2 separate regions of the Homo sapiens genome follow, and region 1 is linked to region 2. A link is an interaction called in ENCODE POLR2A ChIA-PET data of the cell type or tissue named here. Cell type or tissue: IMR-90. All regions are shown on one strand. Links, peaks and the distances in the headings refer to the core of each region. The heading gives the core; the rest is flanking DNA. Region 1 overlaps LOC105376205 (a long non-coding RNA gene). Region 2 holds the start of KLF4 (KLF transcription factor 4).

What was found. Peaks named below come from ENCODE experiments on the same cell type or tissue, not always from the same donor. Only the 100,000 strongest peaks of a DNase experiment are listed, where the experiment ranks them.
Region 1: POLR2A ChIA-PET joins it to region 2 with 17 read pairs; 5 of 35 experiments call an interaction of 5 or more read pairs at or near these places.

The regions. Positions count from the first base shown.
Region 1 is chr9:107,645,220-107,655,439 of GRCh38, reverse strand. The region is part of intron 8 of LOC105376205 (a long non-coding RNA gene); the gene reads right to left. Among named protein-coding and RNA genes, the nearest start is that of KLF4, 160 kb to the right of the region's middle. RefSeq lists a silencer at 5,385-5,557. In IMR-90, for the core only: no CTCF peak of the experiment used is centred there; a DNase peak (open chromatin) is centred at 4,919.
Region 2 is chr9:107,488,664-107,498,883 of GRCh38, reverse strand. It overlaps KLF4 (KLF transcription factor 4), which reads left to right and starts at 9,115. Exons shown (of 5, transcript NM_004235.6): 1 at 9,115-9,716; 2 at 9,834-9,954. The coding sequence starts at 9,712. RefSeq lists silencers at 8,834-9,043, 9,403-9,602. In IMR-90, for the core only: no CTCF peak of the experiment used is centred there; no DNase peak of the experiment used is centred there.

The DNA.
Region 1 (10,220 bases), core at 3,979-6,478, 150 kb before region 2:
TGATTCTCCTGCCTCAGCCTCCTGAGTAGCTGGGACTACAGGTGCACACCACCACTCCTGGCTAATTTTTGTATTTTTAGTAGAGACAGGGTTTCACCATGTTGGCCAGGATGGTCTCAATCTCCTGACCTCATGATCCACCCACCTCGTCCTCCCAAAGTGTTGGGATTACAGGCCTGAGCCACCACGCCCAGCCCTCTCTATATATTTCTTATTCACCTTCCTTCCCCCAACACCATATATGACATCACTGGCAGTCTTTAAAAGAAAAGACAAATCTTGCTCAACAACCATCATTGATAGAGATATTGCCGGACAGCTGAAGTGTGAGGAAAGCACTACATGTAGAGCCGGAAGGTCCAATCAGGTTCAGAACCAGTGTCCACCGCTATCCATGCAAGCAAACAGAATAATATAGAGAACAATAGAGTGCTCCATAAATGTTCGTTCATTCAAGTTTGTCCGCCATTGTATGCAAAGCACTGTAGAAGGGGCCATACAAGGTTCAGAGATCAGTGAGACCCAGCAGGGAGCTCATAATATGGTGGTGAGTGAAAGCTCACAGCCCTATTTAAATTCTCAAATAAAACAATGATATAAGAAGAAAGAAACTCTTAAACATGCCTCAACTTCTGAGCTTAATAAGGAGAAAATGCATAACAATGACAATGATGTCAAATTCATTCTGTCATCCAGACCATCCCCGACTTTAGCCCCAACCCAAGTCCTGACTTGAGTCCTACGGAATAAACACTCCCATGTCAGTCCACTGAGAGTATGACTTTCCTGCATTTCATCCTTGATAGGCAATATCTCAAAAAGGGCTTGGAAAGTTCAGCTCATCCAAGGAGCAGAGAAAACTAGATAATGAGATTATGGAGTCACAAATGACAACTACTTTCATGAGAGAATATCTGGATAAAGAAAAATAGGCCAGGTGGGGTGGCTCATGTCTGTAATCCCAGCACTTTGAGAGGCTGAGGCAGGCAGATCACTTGAGGCCAGGAGTTCAAGACCAGCCTGGCTAACATGGCGAAACCCAATCTCTACTAAAAATATAAAAACTAGCTGGGCATGGTAGTGAACGCCTGTAATCCCAGCTACTGGGAAGGCTGAGGCACAAGAATCGCTGGAACCCAGGAGGTGGAGGTTGCAGTGAGCCAAGACCGTACCACTGCACTCCAGCCTGGGCAACAGAGCAAGGCTCTGTCTCAAAAAACAAACAAACAAACAAAAAAAAGTGCAGAGAGCAAAGGCGACTATCTTTTTACAAGAAATACAGGCAGTTTCATTTAGGCGAATATCACTTAGTTGTTTCTTTTCATTTCTGAAAAAAAAAATGACAAGAGAAAATTAAAAATAGAGAGTCAGTTTAAATTAGGGTCAATGGTAAACCCAACCTGTTATTTGGGTGAATATAAGCAAATTAACTTAAGCTCTCTGAACTTGGAATGTTTATAAAATGGGGATAATTGTGTTTATAATCTCTGATAATATATCAACACCTAGTCAAGAGCACTACAAAAATAAGCAAATAAATGACAAATGTACTCTACTTCTTGCTCGTTAGTATCCCCAGAGTGGTCTTTAGGAGGAAGAGAGAATGAATTCTGTGCCTAAGATGAGCCAGGTGCTTTCCATGGAACAATCCCATTTCTCAACTCTATTTATCTTCAGTTTTCCAGACTAGGAACACGAGGGTCAGAGAAGTTAGTCTACTGAACCAAGATCACAGCGCTACTAAGTGGCAGGTCTTCCTGACTCCAAAACTAATGCTCTAAGTCACTCTCCAAATAGTGCTAACTATAGCACAGGCTAGAACAGAATATGGCTTTGGTGCCCCATGGGGAATGTTTATCCTGCAGAGACACCTGGATTAGAGGTTGGCTGGCTGTCCCCAGAGAAGGGAATCTGGCAGGGCTGGTGGAAGTGTCTGGCAGGCACCCTGGGGAGCTGTGTTCAGTCTGGCCTCATGCAGTCTGCACCGATGAGCAGGAAGAGGGTGTAGCACAGGCTGTAATGAAGTCCACAGATGCTGGAGGCGTATTGTAAACACCAGTGGGCATGAGTGACCAGGAGGGTGGAGGAACAAGGAGGCTGTGCTGGCAGCTCAGAGTGTGTAGAAATATGGGCAAGAAGTAATGAAAGAAAAACTCCATCCCCAGGGCTTGTTTGGGAACACAGCAGCCCAGACACTCTCTGAACAAGAAGCAAGGGTCTGTAGAGGCACGTGTGGCCCTGAAGCCACAGGGAGAACTCCCGGAAAACACAGATGAGGCAGAAACTTAGGGCTCTGAACTACAAGCCTCCATCCATCAGCGAGTGTCTGCCGAGCACTTCTGGGTACAAGACTGCAGTGAGAGTCAGAGTCTAAGATTTGGTCCCTGTTCGCCAAATAACAGTATTATTAACATCAACTAATTTGAATCCTGATTCCCCTGCATACTAGCTGGATGACTTAGCTAATCACTAACACCTTAAAGCTTTACTTTTCTCATCTGCAAAATGGGTATAATAATTAATATCTCCCACACAGCGCCTTTGTGAAGATTCAATGATATAATGGTTCTTAAAAAAACTGAAACAGAAAAATGACTGGCCATAATGCCCAAGCTAAATCCTGAATAAAGACTGGCTGCTCAGGTTATTATTATTAAACCTCTCTTACAGCCCAGACACCAGATTTGATATTGTCCAGGTACTGGCAGAAAGCAGATGACATACTGGTCTGGGATACTTAAAATAAATTATATTAAAGGGACTATTTGTCAAGGTCTGGGTAGGATTGCATGGAATAACAATGTATTTTGAGACACTCTGGGACTAAGAAGGCTGAAGACCTAATTCCTCCTCAACCCTATGCCTGGCTAAGAGCTGGAGCCCAAGGAGATTGGCAGCCACCACTGGGAGCTGGAGCTGGATCGTGGAGGCTGTGATGTGTGATGTATCATTGGTCAGACCAAGCTGAAGCAAAGGGGAGCCTTATTTTATTTTTTTTTTGAGATGGCGTCTCGCTCTGTTGCCCAGGCTGGCATGCAATGGCGTGATCTTGGCTCACTGCAACCTCCATCTCCCAGGTTGAAGTGATTCTCCTGCCTCAGCCTCCCGAGTAGCTGGGACTACAGGCACGTGCCACCACGCCCGGCTAATTTTTTGTATTTTTAGTAGAGACGGGGTTTCACCATGTTAGCCAGGATGGTCTCAATCTCCTGACCTCGTGATCCACCTGCCTCGACCTCCCAAAGTGCTGGGATTACAGGCGTGAGCCACAGTGCCTGGCCAGAAGGGAGCGTCTTTCTCCTCCCACATGCCCCCAATCTTCTGCCGCTATTCCCACTAGCTAAGTTCCAGGGGATGGCTGAGGCCAAGGAGTGCTGTCGCAGTCGACTTCCAGGCACCAACGGAGAAGGGCAGGGAAGGGTAGAACATGGGGATGGGGATGGGAAACGAACAGGACAACTGGTGCAGCTCCAAAACTTGTTTACTGGTCTCATTAACCCCATGGAAGTTGATGGCATGTCTTCCTTTTTCCGATAATGAAACTTGGCTCAGAGAGGTACAGCACTCAGATGCCCAGCTAAAAAAAGTGAGAAGCCTCCATCAGAATCCAAATTCAATTCACCCCACCATGATTGTGCCAGTGTTGACAGAATGGATTGGGAGGGCCCTTGTTGTCCAAAAGAATTTGGTGAGAGAGTTTTCACCATGAAACAAAAACTTGCATAGAATTCTAAATTATTTTGGACAGGCCAGGCCTATTGGCTCAAGCTTATTATCCCAGCACTTTGGAAAGCCAAGGTGGGAAGATCACTTGAGGCCAACAGTTTGAGACCAGCCTGGGCAAGATAGCAAGACCCTAATCTTTACAAAAAAAAAAAATTAAAAATTTATTTTCAGCAAAGAAATAATCTGTAAAAACAAGAAGAATAAGGAAAACAGAGCTTGGGTACCCATTTAGGTTAAGAATTAATTCATCCCTTCAACAGACATCTTGGTGCTTCTGGCCTTTACTGGGAGACAAAGGTAACAGCTAGTAGGCATAGCTTTCACTTATATGAGCACTTCTAAGCGTGTTATATGTATTCACACATTTTAATAATAGGTTCAATTCACTTAATCATCATTAAACCCTTTAATCAAAACATGGGTGCTAACCTTTAAAAACTCACACAGTCTCATGTAAGAGACCTATACACAGATGATTTCAGCTATGTGATAGTTGCTAAGCCACAGAGGCCACCACAAGTTTCGGGGCAGAGAGAAGAGTTAGTAACCTTGTGGTGTGCTCGAGGTGGCACTTACTTACTTCCCAGAGCTGACTGTGTATTTTTTCCTGAGCATTCAGTAACTTCACTTTGCTAACTTGATATCAGACTGGAGGGGGTCATTGGCCAACACTATAAATAAAGGCTTTTTATTTTATTTCATTTTTGGAAAGATAATGAGTGTTTAACATTTACCAGTACACCATTGCCAGAAGGCTTCCTGGAGGAGGAAGTATTTGAGGTAGACTTATTTATAAGGAGACGGAAAGGTGTCCCAATGACCTCTCCATCCAATTCCTTTTCATACTCCCTTGCTGCAGCCTCATTGAGCTAATCACCATGCTCCCGTCCTCTCACCCCCAATTCCTTTATGCAATTCTTTCCCTGCCTGGGTGATCCTTTTCCTCTTACCCACCAGAGAAACTCTTACTTCTGAATAGACTCTCTGAAGACCTTTCTGTGCAAATTCCTGCCCAGGACTCTGATACCAGCTGAATGAGCTTGGGCCATCTTTGACATCTCTAAGCCTTGTCTTTGCAGGCTATCTCCATACACTGTAGGACGGGGAAAATGTGAGCGGCCCTGCCTGCTCCACAGGGTTGCTGTTGGAATGAGACAGATGGTCCAAGAGCCACACTGGAGAGGTGAGCACCAACAAAGGCATGCAAGGAAACACTGGATGTCAGAGCTGGAGGCAAGTTCTGAAACCACCAGAGCCAGCCTTCTCAGCTTACAAATGACAAAAGCGAGGCGCTTTCAGCTTGTGTGCTTTTTGGCTAGATTACTGAGGGAAGTGGAAAAACATGATCCCATGAGTGTCCCAGAAGATCTCTCTTTTGCCCACCATTGACCTGTGGGCACCACCAGGCCAGACCTCCCAGGAATGAGATTCTGGAATCAGTGCAGAAGTTAACAACTGCCCATCACTTTCTAGGCAGTGGGCCAGTAAGACAAGCGTTACATCTTGGGAAGGAAAAAAGGGAGGTAGGCTGGGGCTGTGCAGAGACCCCCAGTGGGGTGGGACCTTGGAGGGTGTCCTTGTGTGATGGTGTGGCTTATGTGGTCTCACCCCCACTTCTTCTGCTCCAGTAGAGAGAAGGAGGGGAGGTAGAGAGGGAGGTAAGGAAAAGGGGGTCATGCCAAACTACAAGAGCCAGTCCAAGAGGAGAGCTGGAGCCCTGGGGGCTTTCTTGAAGATGCCCCAGGAAGTAGCTTTGTGTGGGCTCAGGTGAGACGAGGTGAGGCCAGTCACATGGGTGACACTGACATGACGCTCAGGTCAAGGCCAGGTTAAGTCTTGGAGGGCAGGCCGGGGGAGGGACTTCTGGAGCATGTGGGCACCAGTAGGACCCAAAGACAAGAGATAGATCCTATGGGCTGAAGAGCAAAGGACACTGCCGAGGTCCTGAGGAAAGGTATGGAGGGGCCGGAGCTGCGGTTCTCGTCATTCTTCCCATAGGAGTTCAGGGAAAGATTTGCTTATGTTTTTAATCATTTTTTAATTATAAAAGTAATACATCAATACATCTCAAAGCAAACACTCAAACATTACATACAAAGCAGAAACCTCCCTTGAAACTCACCCATCCCACCACTCTCCTAATTCTGATGTGCATCCCTCCAAGCCTTCGGCTATGAGTTTATCCCCATATTTGTTCATAGGAGAAATATGTGACTCTGTGTGTGTGTGTGTGCTTTATTTTGTTTGTTTGTTTTTTTTGTTCGTTTGTTTTGAGATTGAGTCTCACTCTGTTGCACAGGCTGGAGTGCAGTGGCACGATCTTGGCTCACTGCAGCCTCCACCTCCCAGGTTCAAGCAATTCTCCTACTTCAGTCTCCAGAGTAGCTTGGATTACAGGTGTTTGCCACCATGCCCAGCTAATTTTTGTATTTTTAGTAGAGACGGGGTTTTGCCATGTTGGCCAGGCCAGTCTGAAACTCCTGACCTCAGAAGATCCACCCGCCTCAGCCTCCCAAAGTGCTGGGATTACAAGCATGAGCTACTGCACCTGGCCTGCTTTTATATTAAAGGGACCAACCCTACATGTTCTCCTGAATCTTACTGCCTGCACCCGAGATCACTGCATGTACAGACCCAGAACTACAGCACTCTTTGTAAACCACCCCTTAACAATTCCACAGTCTGGGTAAGTGATCCATTATCTAATCATCCCCCCCAGTGATGGACAGCTTAGACTGTTTCCAATTTTTCATTTTCAAACAATGCATTAGTGAATATCCCTTTACAAGGCTGCTACAGGAAGAAAAAAATATATATTTCATATATATTTTTATGTCATATATATTACATATCATTATATAGAATATATTCATTTACAATATATCATACAATATATCCATTTTATATATATATGAAAAACTATTTCTTTCAGAGGTGGAAATCTCCTAGGAAAAGTGGGCACCTCCACACCTAATGTACCCCTTGACTTAAAACAGGTCTAGGCTGAGATCTTGAAAAATACCGTCAGGAACTGTGACTACATAAACCCGATATGGGACCAAAAACCTTAATAAGTCCTTTCCGTCTCCACTTGTGAGGACTCTGTATATTCGTCCTCTCTTAGTCATCATTTGGGTGAGTTCTCCATATTTATGCTTGTTCTTTTTTTCAGCTGTCCTCATAAATCAATCCCTGCAGTCTCCTAATCAAATCCAGCTTTTCAAATGAAACCGCAGCCGGGTGTTTAACTAACTAAATATTGTTTTTCCCCCAGCACTGACAGAGAGAGAGGGTGGGATGAAGCCTTGATCGGTGTCCTCTCCGCCTCAGCAATCCAGGAAGCTGCCGCCGCAGTTACTGACAGGGACCCAGGTAGGCGTCAGGCCATGGGCCGTGGGTCTGGAGGAGCAGCAGTTAAGAGGTTTCCTTTTGCTGTCTGGATTTCAGATGTCTATCCCTGGGATCCCCAGGAAGTAGGTCACCCTTTCCATGGCTACCCTTAATAAAGGCAGAAAATCAAGGGTGAAGTGGCCTGGAGTGGCACCCAGCTGCCACCCTGCCCTTGGAGCATGCCTACTGAGTTCTGCTTCCACCGGGTCTACTAACAAAATTGGCTTATAGCCGTTCTCAGAGAACAGAGGATGCCAGCCCCAGCTATTCCACCTCTAGACACTCTTCCATTCTGGTCTCAGGTGGCTGCTCATGCGGCCTCAGCAGTAGCAAGACCGAGTGCATTTTTCCTGAGACCTGCCCTTGAACCTGGCTCAATCCTCCCATTGCCTATGGGATCTACAGCAGGAGTTATCAAAGTTCTCCACCTGCAGTGGAGGGGGATGGTTTCCAGATGTTCCCTGGACTAGCATCATCAGTGTCATCTGGGAACTTGCTCAACAGGCAAATTCTCAACCCCCACCCCGGACCGACTGGGTCAGAATCTCTAAGGGTGGGACCCAACAGCGTGTGTTCTAATGAGCCCTCTAGATAATTCTGATGCATGCTCAAGTTTAAGCAGCACTGATCTACAGGACCAAGCTCCTAACTCAGATGCTCAGCTCTCCATGAACCAGCCCTGGCAGCTCCTCCAACCCCATCTCTCATTGCTTTCCCTACAGGATGCTACACTACATGGAGCAGCCCAACATACCAGGAGGGGTCTCTCCTCGCCTCTGTGCTTGCCAGCCCTCCTCCTAGCCATGCCCTTGCTCAGATGTATCCCATATCCACCTTTTAAATCCCAGCTCTGTGTCCTCTAGAAAGTCTTCCTTGGTTTCTCCAAGAAGAGCTAAAAATAGCTAACATCTACAGGGTACTGTTCCAAGAGCTGTTCAGTCATTTCTCGGTAACCATGGGGGATTAGTCCCAGAAACTCTGGAGGATACCAAAATCCACAGATGCTCAAGTTGCTGACATAAAATTTGGTTTGCCATATAAGCTAACCACATCCTCCATGTACTTTAAGTCATCTCTAGATTACTTATAATACCTGATACAATGTAAATGCTATGTAAGTAGTTGTTACACTATGTTTGCTACACTATTTTGTTTAAGGAATAATGACAAGAAAAAAAGAATCTGTACATGTTCAGTAAAGATGGTTTTTAAAAAAATATTTTTATGGTGAAACCCCGTCTCTACTAAAAATACAAAAAATTAGCTGGGCGCGGTGGTGGGCGCCTGTAGTCCCAGCTACTTGGGAGGCTGAGGCAGGAGAATGGCGTGAACCTGGGAGGCAGAGCTTGCAGTGAGCCGAGATCGCGCCACTGCACTCCAGCCTGGGCTACAGAGCGAGACTCCATCTCAAAAAAAAAAAAATTTTTTTTTAAGCCATGTTTGGTTGAACCCATGGGTGAGCAACCCAACTGTCTTTCTCTCTACATGTGACTGACTATAGGTAGAGAAATAAAATATCCATACAGTCATATGCAGAGAAAAAGATGTTGTTGTTGTTGCTTTTGCAACAGGGCCTGGCTCTGTCACCCATGCTCGAGTACAGTGACACAATCTCAGCTCACCTCACTGAAACCTCCATCTCCCATTCTCAAGCCATCCTCCCACCTCAGCCTCCTGAATAGCTGGGACTACAGGTGCATGCTACCATGCCCAGCTAATTTTTGTATTTTTTTGGTAGAGACAGGGTTTGGTCAAGTTGTACAGGCTTGTCTCAACTCCTGGGCTCAAGTGATCCTCCCACCTCTGCCTTCCAAAGTGTGAGGATACAGGCGTGAGCCACTACACCCAGACAAAAGACAGTTGTTGAGACATATATCTATAGCTGTAATCCCAGCACTTTGGGAGGCCGAGGCAGGCAGATCACTTGAGGTCAGGAGTTCAAGACCAGCCAGCCCAACATGGCAAAACCCTGTCTTTACTAAAAAATACAAAAATTAGCAGGCATGATAGCACATGCCTGTAATTCCAGCTACTTGGGAGGCTGAGGCAGGAGACTCACTTGAACCTGGGAGGCGGAGGTTGCAGTGAGCTGAGATTGCACCACTGCACTCCAGCCTAGGCGACAAAGCAAGACTCTATCAAAAAAAAAGCATTGGCCAGGCGCGGTGGCTCACGCCTGTAATCCCAGCATTTTGGGAGGCCGAGGCAGATGGATCATGAGGTCAGGAGATCAAGACCATCCTGGCTAACATGGTGGAACCCGGTCTCTACTAAAAAATACAAGAAATTAGCCGGGGGTAGTGGCGGGCGCCTGTAGTCCCAGCTTCTCGGGAGGCTGAGGCAGGAGAATGGTGCGAACCCGGGAGGCGGAGCTTGCAGTAAGCCGAGATCGCACCACTGCACTCCAGCCTGGGCAACTGAGCCAGACTCCGTCTCAAAAAAAAAAAAAAAGTATCAGATAGTTATATATGACTATAATAGAGAGAATTGGGCAAATTTAATTTTATATCTATACATACATCTAATCCTCTCAATAACTCCATGAGAAATGTATTACTGTTAGCTCCATTTTACAGATGAAGAAGCAGAAGCCCAGAGAGCTTAAATAATCTGTCCAAGTGAATAAGTGGTGAAATTGGCTAGGTGAGGTGGCTCATGCCCGTAATACAGCACTGGCATTGCCTGTAATCCCTGGGGCAAAGGTCAGATGATTGTTTGAGGTCAGGAGTTTGAGATTAGCCTGATAACACAGCAAGACCCTGTCTCTAAAAATTTAATAATACTAACCAGTGGTGAAGTTGAGATTTGAGCCCCTGGCTCTACAGCCTTTAACTATTTTCTTCTATTGCTTCCCTGTGATATAGCCAGACCAATGGTTTTAGTTCCTCACCTTGGACCCCGTCAGAACATACCTGCTCCCACTGCCCTATGACAGCCCTTTAGTTGTGCAAATAAAACTCTTATGTCCTGCCCAAGACTGCTCTTCTCCAGGCCAACACCCACTGTTTCCTCAACTGGCCTCCATGTGACTTGGCCCCGTATCCACTGCTGCCAGCCCTGTCGTTACAGCTGGCTTCTGAAAGGAGGGACCTCAGCATGTCCTC
Region 2 (10,220 bases), core at 398-2,897:
AGTACTTATCGCAGTTACCTGGTACAGCGTCTGAGAGCAGTGATGTTAATGAATTTGAAGGTCCCTGCTCCCTCCTTTTCCTGGAGGGAGAACCCAGCAGACCCTTTCAGTACCCTTCTAGGAAAGACAAGGTTAGAACTTTGCTAACACTGTCAATGACTATAGAATTCTTCAATGTTGAATTTGACTTTGAAATTATCTTTCGTCCAACCTAACTCTTGACTGGCTTATCAAGGGTCAAGGTCACTGTCTTTAGGGATTTGACATAGCCACAAAAGGCCTTTGCAAGTCATGGAGTGACCCTAGGAAGTGAGATTCCCAGGTTAATGTATACCTTCCCTACTTAAAACAGTGTCTTTGTGAGATTTTCTGTGAGCCTGGTCTTTGGTTGTGGATCTGTAGTGACACTGAAATATTTTGGGGAAAGAAAATACTGTGACAAAGCATTTCACTCTTCAAACCAAGATATTATATCATCTTCCAGTGCTGAATACTGCAGGACCAATTTGAAGTTATCAAAGGGGGATTAACTGTGTAAGGTTTCACTGGTAGAGGGGACACACTAACATTAATGCCAGTATCTCACTTAATGCTCACACTGGCCTTGGAAGCAGGTACATTCGTAGACCCATTTTGCAGACAAGGAAAGTACAGTGCAACTAGATGATGTAGCTTGTCCAAGGTCACCTGGCTTGTAAGATGCAACTCAGGGCCTGGAGTCCAAACCCTTGCGTGGCAGATCCTACCTATGCCCCCAGAGTCTGTGCACTATTCATCCCTGTCATTTCTTCTCCCACAGCCCAGAGAATTCTGTCAAGTTCTCCTCCTTAATTGAGTTACGGCAAGATGGCTCTAAGAATTAAAGTCAGACAAGGACACTCTAATCTGCACTCAGATAGACCAAAGATATTGTCTTGTCTTTAAAGAAACCCAAATGAGCTTCTTTTCAAATGGAAAACTGAGTTTGCTGAATGAAACATCAGAACATTGAAATTCAACACTTTGCTCTGAGAACTGTTAGGTAAATGTAGCAACCAGAAAAATTCATCAATAACTGACACCATAGACCAAGTTCACTCTTTCACTAGATTACCTTTTTTATTATCAATGATAATGCTGGGAATTCTTCTAAGATTAGGTAACTATTCCAGGGGCTTCCCCCTTTAAGAAGCTTCTGGTCATCCCTGGATATAAGAGGAGTTTGCATCTAGATTCGAGTTTGAATAAGGCATCACACACTGTATGAGATATTTAGTTGCTGCCAGAACATTCGTTTGGCTTTTTTTTTTTTTTTTTTCCTCCACATTGGCACTCGCTAGCCCCCTTCCCACTAGCCAGGACATTAAAATTGATTAACAAACACAATGTTTGTGAAAAAAAAGTCAACTACAGGGTAATAAAATGCATTCTTAATTTTTTTTTAAATCATTTCCCTGGCTCAAAGTACATAATTTCAAATTGGCAAAAATAAGCTCCCCTCTTGTCCAGCCCACAAACTGAAAGAGAATTAAACACAGAATTGTTTTTTTCTTGTTTGCATTTCTCAGGGTGTGAAGCATTCATTTTTGTACCTTCAACATTCCTACATTTTCCATAAAACAAAAATGTTACCTCCAATCCAATCTAAACCTAGGGACTTTGTTTTCCTCAGAAGAACGACGTTGTCTTAGTCTAAGAATCTGAGGCACTGAGGCTTTTAAATAAAGGAAGTAGACTCTTGGTTCTCTTTTCAGAGATAATTCTCCCCCAGGGGAAGCAGGCAAAACTTGGTGAACCAAGTGAAGAAGAAAATTCCAGCAACAGGTTTTTCTCTGCCCACTGACTTCTTTGCTGGTTCATTTAAGTACTTTTATTCTTTCATTAAAATTTAAATACTTTTAAAATTTGCTAGTTCATTTACTTTTAAATGTGTTTCAAATGCATATAGTATTGGAGTCATGCTCTACGAAGATGGTAAATGCTAGCCTGCAATTTCTTTTATTAAGGAAAATATTACTGAGATGCCCCTCACTCTTACAAAATGTTTTGTTAAGGGAAATACTACTGAGATGTACCTCACTCTTACAAAATATTTCTTTTTTTATTTTTGAGGCGGAGTCTTGCTCTGTTGCCCAGGCTGGAGTGCAGTGGTGCGATCTTGGCTCACTGCAACCTCCGTCTCCTGGGTTCAAGCTGTTCTCTTGACTCAGCTTCCCAAGTAACTGGGACTACAGGCATGCGCCACCACGCCCAGCTAATTTTTGTATTTTTTAGTAGAGATGGGGTTTCGCTATATGTTGGCCAGTCTGGTCTTGAACTCCTGACCTTGTGATTCACCCACCTCGGTCTCCCAAAGTGTTGAGATTACAGGTGTGAGCCATTAAAAAATATTTCTCTCTGCTTAAACAGACATTTAAAAATAAGCAACCTGGCCGGGTGTGGTGACTCATTTATTTATTAAAAAATAAATAAATACATAAATAAATAAAGTAAAAAAAATCAGCAACCTAAAAAGAGGGATTTTTTTTGTATCCTTTTTAATATCTCAGAACAAGTTGAGGACACTGAAAAGCTGAATTTAATATATTGCAGTCAGAATATTTCAAAAGTCTTGAAAATAATTTCATTAATTTTAGATTTTATTTTTAAATAGCTTAAAGGATGTATTGGGCCTAAGTTTTTTGAGCTAAGAATGTAACTTAAGTGATCAAACCTAAGGGTTCACGAAAAAGATTCTAATGAAATTTCTGAGAATTGATTTTTAAATGTCTGTGATTCATTTTCTGCTCTAAAAACTTCAACCCTTAAGGTTTGGGTTTTGAAAGGCAATGAATTTGGCTGCAGAAAAGAGTGGACTCTTTCTCCATTTGGTTTTGGTTTGGATTTTGGTTATTTTTGTTTGTGTTTTCAAGTTTGTTTTATTACAATGCCTTGGCCAGCACTGTTCTATTACTTTGTCCAACTGTTTTTGAGAGTACAGAGTTATGAAGGATTTTATTTCCTTCATAACTTTCTTTGAAAAGTTTTCCTTCATAGAACTTTTCAAAGAAAGAGATGAAGTGGTGAAGAAAGAGAAGGGATGGAAAATGAAGTACCAAACCAATGACCCTCTCAACTAGAGAGAAATGCTATTGACAAGGACCAGGTCCCCTGACTCCCTCCCTGCCTCTACCCCATTAATAGTTTACCAAGTCAGTTTTGCTCTCTTCATTCATTCTACAATTAATGGTCATTGGGCATTTGTCCTGAAGATGCCATAGGGGAACAGGAGCTACAAACAACCAGATCATGCAAGTCCACTGGGTAAACATCCTAGCAGTCATTACACAGCTTTGTTAGAGCTCAGAGAAAAAAGGACTGGCTTAAAAGGGAACTCATAGACCAAGGAACAATTAAGAGGGACTTTTTGGAGTTTGGGTACGATGAGGGCCCTGAGGGGAGAAAGGGCATTTCAGACAGGAAAAACAGCTGATGAAAATACACATCCTGTATTCAGGGATTTGAGAGAACATCCAGTTAAGAGTTTAGAGAGGGTGAGGTCAGTCTCTAGAGAAGATTCTGGAAAGTTTGTCTAGGGCCAGAGTAGTAAGTGTTGGGTACATCAAGCCAAACAGTTTGGTTTTATTCCTCTAGGCAAAGTGGAGCTGTTGAAAGACTGGCTGGTGGGGAGGTGAGTAGAGACAGAACTGTGGTGGTCTGTTAGCAAAATGGATTAGATCTAGCTGGAGAATGCCAGTGGGGCTCTGAGGGAGGAGACAAGAGGACTATTTGGAGTGTACAGACATAATTAAATCTGTAAATGAGGCTGGGCACAGTGGCTTACGTGTGTAATCCCAGCACTTTGAGAGGTCGAGGTGGGTGGATGGCTTAAACACAGGAGTTTGAGACCAGCCTGGCCAACATGACGAAATCTCTATCAAAATAAAAAAAAAAAAAAAAGAATCAGTGCCACAAGATACTCGCTACTCGGGAGGCTAAGGTGGGAGGATCGCTTGAGCCCGGGCAGTGGAGGTTACAGTGAGCCAAGATAGTGCCATTGCACTCCAACCTGGGCAATAGAATGAGACCCGTCTCAAAACAACAACAACAACAACAAAAAGCTGTAAATGAGGCAAGCTTAAACCAAAGCAGCCCGAGAGTAGTAAAAAGATAGTGGGGATATTTAGGAATGGAAATGGCTGAGTTTTGTAGATGTCTGGATGCTCAGGTCAAAGAAAATAAGGCAGGAGTTGAAGAAAATCTAGGTTTCTGTCTTAGAAACCGGGGAGAGAATGACGAAATTTTAAATCTGGGTGTGTTGCGGTTCTTGATAAGAAAGAGGATTAATGAGTCTACAGTGGATGCTGAAAGATGAGCTTCCTGCTAATGGATTATTCAAAAAGAAAAAACACATTAAATATGCATTATTCATTCACTCAACAAACACTTACAGGGCATTACCATGTGCTAGGTAGGCACTATAATAGGACTTGGGGATATAGCAGTGAACAAAACAGTAGCCTCAGCCTCATCATGTTTATGATACCCTGGGGAATACTGATGATAGTAATAGCTACTATGTGTTGAGTGTTAAGTCTGTGCTAAATACTTTACTTTAGATTATCTGATTTGATCCTCATCACTCTAAGAAGTAGGCATTATTAATATCCCCATTTTACAGAAGAGGAAACAGGCAAAGTGCAAAGTGAGGTCAGTAACTTGCCCAGCTAGAAAGCAGCAGAGTCATGTTGGGAAACACAGAGTCAAAGCCTACTTTCCTAACCTCTAAAGTCTACACAAGACAGAGGGTAAAAAGAGGCTGGCATTCTTATGGTTTTAGGTCTAACATTTAAGTCTTTAATCCATCTTGAATTAATTTTTGTATAAGGTGTAAGGAAGGGATCCAGTTTCGGCTTTCTACATATGGCTAGCCAGTTTTCCCAGCACCGTTTATTAAATAGGGAATCCTTTCCCCATTGCTTGTTTTTGTCAGGTTTGTCAAAGATCAGATAGTTGTAGATACGCGGCATTATTTCTGAGGGCTCTGTTCTGTTCCATTGGTCTATAATGAGAACACATGGACACAGGAAGGGGAACATCACACACTGGGGACTGTTGTGGGCGGGGGGGAGGGGGGAGGGATAGCATTAGGAGATATACCTAATGCTAAATGACGAGTTAATGGGTGCAGCACACCAACATGGCACATGTATACATATGTAACAAACCTGCACGTTGTGCACATGTACCCTAGAATTTAAAGTATAATAATAATAAAATTTAAAAAAAAAAGAGGCTGGAGTTCACAAGGAGATGAGGGTGGAGACTGAGAAAAGCTTTGCCACCTTGTGAAAGCTGCAAGCTCCTTTTACAGTTATTTATTAGCAGGGATTTCATTTCAAAGCAATTCGGGTACTTAAAATCTATCTCTTGTTTTCACTTTTTTAAAAAGCAGTTTTTCAGGCAGGGCGCAGTGGCTCATGCCTGTAATCCCAGCACTTTGGGAGGCGGAGGCGGGTGGATCGCCCGAGCTCAGGAGTTGGAGACCACCCTGGGCAACATGGTGAAACCCCCATCTCTACTAAAATACAAAAAATTAGCTGGGCATGGTGGAACGCGCCTGTAGTCTCAGCTACTCTGGAGGCTGAGGCATGAGAACTGCTTCCACCTCCACCCTGGAAGTGGAGGTTGCAGTGAGCCAAGATCACGCCACTGCACTCCAGCTTGGGCTACAGAGTGAGATTCTGTCTCAAAAAAAAAAAAAAGTTTTTTTTTTTTTGAGTTTTTCTTGAGTCCTGCGGCAGTTATGCAGAGACACCCAGCCAGGGTGCAGCCAGGTCACGGGGTGCTCTATGTGTCCAGACCCCATACCCAGTTATGGGTGCTGAATCTTTCATTTGAAACATGGATGCAGCTTCTTCAGTCTATCACACCCCTCCATGGCTCCACATTAATCCCCTAGCACTAATGGTGTTCATCACATCTTCTGACAACTAATGCAGTTTGTGCTGGAAAAAAAATTATTTTATAACTCCAAGGACATTAATAATTAACTTCTAGTCCACAAAACTAGTAATATCAGTTTGCTGAAATAAAGTCACCAGTGAGTGTTTCATTCTTCTTTAAAGGGTGTCTTCTATTATTATTATTCTACAGTGCAATTTAGTCATCAAAGGTTTACTCAGCCTCATGTTTATAAATTATATAGGGCAAGGATTTAAGTCTTCTGGCCCTACCTGTTCTGAAGACAGGGAGGGCCATAACCTTGTTGTCATACAGGGCACCTGCCTTGAGAGATGATTTGTGAACTTGAAGTTTCTTGCTTCTTTTAGAAATCTGGGGTGAATATACAGATTTCCCTTTGTGACGCAATCAGAGGAATAACCAGCTAGTTGCCTGCCACGAAGAGAGACTGGCTTTTATCCTTCAGAAGGCCGGTTGGAAACAAGTTCATCTTTTTCAATCGAGTTTCAGAATCTTGTCTTGATTATGTGACATAATAATGGTGGCTTTCCAATTCTTCTGTGCAATATTGTTTTTTCATTGTGGTGGTTACAGATAGTTTTTTTTTTGAGGGGGAAGGGCTACTGCCTTAGAGAAATAAAAGTAAAGCAGAAATAATCTAGTGTGCTGCCTACCTAAGTTGGAAATTCCAAGTCCTGACCCACGTTTACATCCCAAGGGAGATGGCTGCCAATCAAGGGCTCATCCACTGTTCATCCAGGGTGAGGGACTTTGGCTTTCCTGAAAAAGTGGTGAGTTTCCCATGCAGCCCTCAAATCACAGCATCCCAAGATGTTGCCATCACAATTAAAGGAGTAGGGGAGGAAGTGGCAGGTGTCTTCCTTTTTTGGTTCCTCCGTTTGAAAAGGGCTTAAAGTAAAAATCAGAGTTAAAGTAACTGGCCTGATCCTATATAGGGGGGTGGGGTTGAACTCCTCGAGGTCATAGGAAGGAGGACCTCGGTTTCCCTGCCAAAACACTCTCATCCCCCAGCTGCAACCCTGGCAGCCCTTGGCCAGAGCCAAGCTAGAGGATGGAAGTCACACTCAAGGGCGTCCGACTCTGGATCTTAGAGGGATTCCTGGCGTTGGCAGGGAGGGCCGAGTCAATTCATTCGGGGCGAGATGCATTCCAAGAATGCTTCTGTGGTCGGCGAGGAGTGGAAAAATCAGGTATCACAAATATTCTGAGGAAACCTAATAGGTACCAGAATCGCAGGGTTCAAACAGGTGACAACGACAAAGGACATTGGCAACTAGAACTCAAAAAGGGGTGAGCGCACTCTCTGCCCGGTGCCCGAGCTTCCACCACTTTCCCCAGTGTCCCCTCTCTTCTCTTTCCTAGGTTGACACCAGCCTAAGCGCCAGCGTTCGCCGGTGAGGGGGCTCCGTGGAGAGGGGGGCGGAGTCCCGCGCCGAACGCCGGAATCCAAAGTAAACACCTCGCCAAACCTACGTTTAGAAAGTGATACCGAACACCACATTCACGTTTTAAAAAAAAATACTGTTTGCTAAGAAGATGAGAGCAAAACATTTCCCAGCTGGAAAATTACTGATCACAAACCAAGGGGAGAGTGGGGGTGGGGGAGGCAGCGTTATAAGATTGAAGTAAAGATCGCCGTTTCCTATTCCCTTCCCGGTGGGCAAGGACGCCTGCGGCGGGCTCGGTGTGCACTTTTTGAGAGCTAGGATCCCACCGCATCGCTCCACTTCCTGGCACATGGTCACTTCCCAGGGAAGTCCCTTTAGGGGGGCCTGACCTACCCGGAGCCTGAGCCGAAGGAACGAGTTGTCCTTTGACCTTTACTGGCCATTTCACCTCTTTATGACTCAATTTCTCATCCATAAAGTGGAAAGGAGAGTGCGTGGCTTGAAAAGTCATCAGTGAGTGTTTAATTCTTCTTTAATGGGTGTCTTCTATTATTATTATTATTCTACAGTGCAATTTAGTCATCAAATATTACAGGCAGTGGCTCACGCCTGTAATCCCAGCACTTCGGGAGGCCGAGGCAGGCTGATCACTTGAGGTCAGGTGTTCGAGACCTGCCTGGCCAACATGGTGAAACCCCGTCTCCACGAAAAATACAAAAATTAGCCGGCGTCGTGGCGCACGCCTGTAATCCCCGCTACTCGGGAGGCTGACGCAGGAGAATCGCTTGGACGCAGGAGGCGGAGGTTGCACTGAGCTGAGATCGTGCCACTGCATTCCAGCTTGGGCGACACAGCGAGACTCTGTCTCACAAAAAAAAAAAAAAGAAAGAAAAAAAAAGGAAAGGGCTTCGAGATGGCTGGTTGAAAACTGTCTCCGCGCCTCACAGTCCCTCTTCTCTCCCTTATGCCTCTGAGTAAATCTTGAGCCCTTTCACTCCCTTTCTCGCTATTTAAAGTATCAAAACCATAACTCCCCATTCGTGCCTCTTTCCGCCTGTTCCCGGCGGAACACTCCTCTGGCCTTCTCTTGAGGCTCCCAGTTCACGCTGCACAGTGCTGGGCACTGCCTCCTCTCCACACCCCTAGCGCCCCCCACCCCTCAGCAGAAGGGCCCGCGAGGAACCGTGCGAGGTCAGGCCGAGCGCCGGCACCGCCACCGGCACTGGCGCTGAGCGACGAGAGCGGACTCCTGCGAGCGCAGAGAGGGAGGGGGAGATGGAGGGCTGGATGAGTCACGCGGATAATCGCGCTCTTCTCCAGCGCGCAGACAGCGCGGCAAGCGCGTATGCTAGCAGGGGTGCGGACGCGTGACCGTGCCGCCCGCTGACCCCACCAGTCTTCGCGGGCTTCGAACCCAGGGAGCCGACAATGGCGGTGAGTACGGCCCTGGTCGCGCAGCGACCGAACCTGCGCCCGGTTCCTCGCGCCCCGCGCTGGGGCGGACGCCGCCGCCGCCGCCGACACCACTGCCGCCGGCGTCAGCTCGGCTCCAGCCCGCCAGCTGCCTGGCTGGCGTCACGGCCCGGCCCAGCCCCGCCCGCGCCCCTCCTTCCCCTCCCCCGCCCCCACGTGCGCCGAGTTTGTTGATTTAGCTGCCATAGCAACGATGGAAGGGAGCCTCGGGGGGGGCGGAGAGAAGAAAGGGAGGGGCGGGGCATGGGAGAAGGCGGAGGAAAAGGCTGTAGCGAAGGAAGTTATAAGTAAGGAACGCGCGCCGGCGGCCGGCAGTTTCCCGACCAGAGAGAACGAACGTGTCTGCGGGCGCGCGGGGAGCAGAGGCGGTGGCGGGCGGCGGCGGCACCGGGAGCCGCCGAGTGACCCTCCCCCGCCCCTCTGGCCCCCCACCCTCCCACCCGCCCGTGGCCCGCGCCCATGGCCGCGCGCGCTCCACACAACTCACCGGAGTCCGCGCCTTGCGCCGCCGACCAGTTCGCAGCTCCGCGCCACGGCAGCCAGTCTCACCTGGCGGCACCGCCCGCCCACCGCCCCGGCCACAGCCCCTGCGCCCACGGCAGCACTCGAGGCGACCGCGACAGTGGTGGGGGACGCTGCTGAGTGGAAGAGAGCGCAGCCCGGCCACCGGACCTACTTACTCGCCTTGCTGATTGTCTATTTTTGCGTTTACAACTTTTCTAAGAACTTTTGTATACAAAGGAACTTTTTAAAAAAGACGCTTCCAAGTTATATTTAATCCAAAGAAGAAGGATCTCGGCCAATTTGGGGTTTTGGGTTTTGGCTTCGTTTCTTCTCTTCGTTGACTTTGGGGTTCAGGTGCCCCAGCTGCTTCGGGCTGCCGAGGACCTTCTGGGCCCCCACATTAATGAGGTAGGTGAGGCGCGCGGCGCTGGGAGCAGGGAGGGGTGAGGACCGGTGGGACGCGCCGGAACGACGGCCGAAAGCCGCCCCTGACTCTCCTGTCTCCGCTCCCTGCCTTGCTCGCAGGCAGCCACCTGGCGAGTCTGACATGGCTGTCAGCGACGCGCTGCTCCCATCTTTCTCCACGTTCGCGTCTGGCCCGGCGGGAAGGGAGAAGACACTGCGTCAAGCAGGTGCCCCGAATAACGTGAGTATCGCTCCGGGCCGCCGGGAACGCCCGGTGGGTTTTCGTGGGTGTGGTGGGGGCGGGCGGAGCCTTGGGGTCACCAAGAGCCACTGAACGAGGGTAAGGAGCGGCCACCGCGCGGACTCCGCAACCTTCCCGGGATAGCTTCCGTGTCCTTGGCTCAGCTGTGTATGCCCGTGGTGCGAGCACTGCGGAGCCGCCTGGGGCGCAAGCCGGGTCTTCACCAGTCCCCGGGCGCGCTGTCGGTAGGGCGGGCGCTCTCGGGC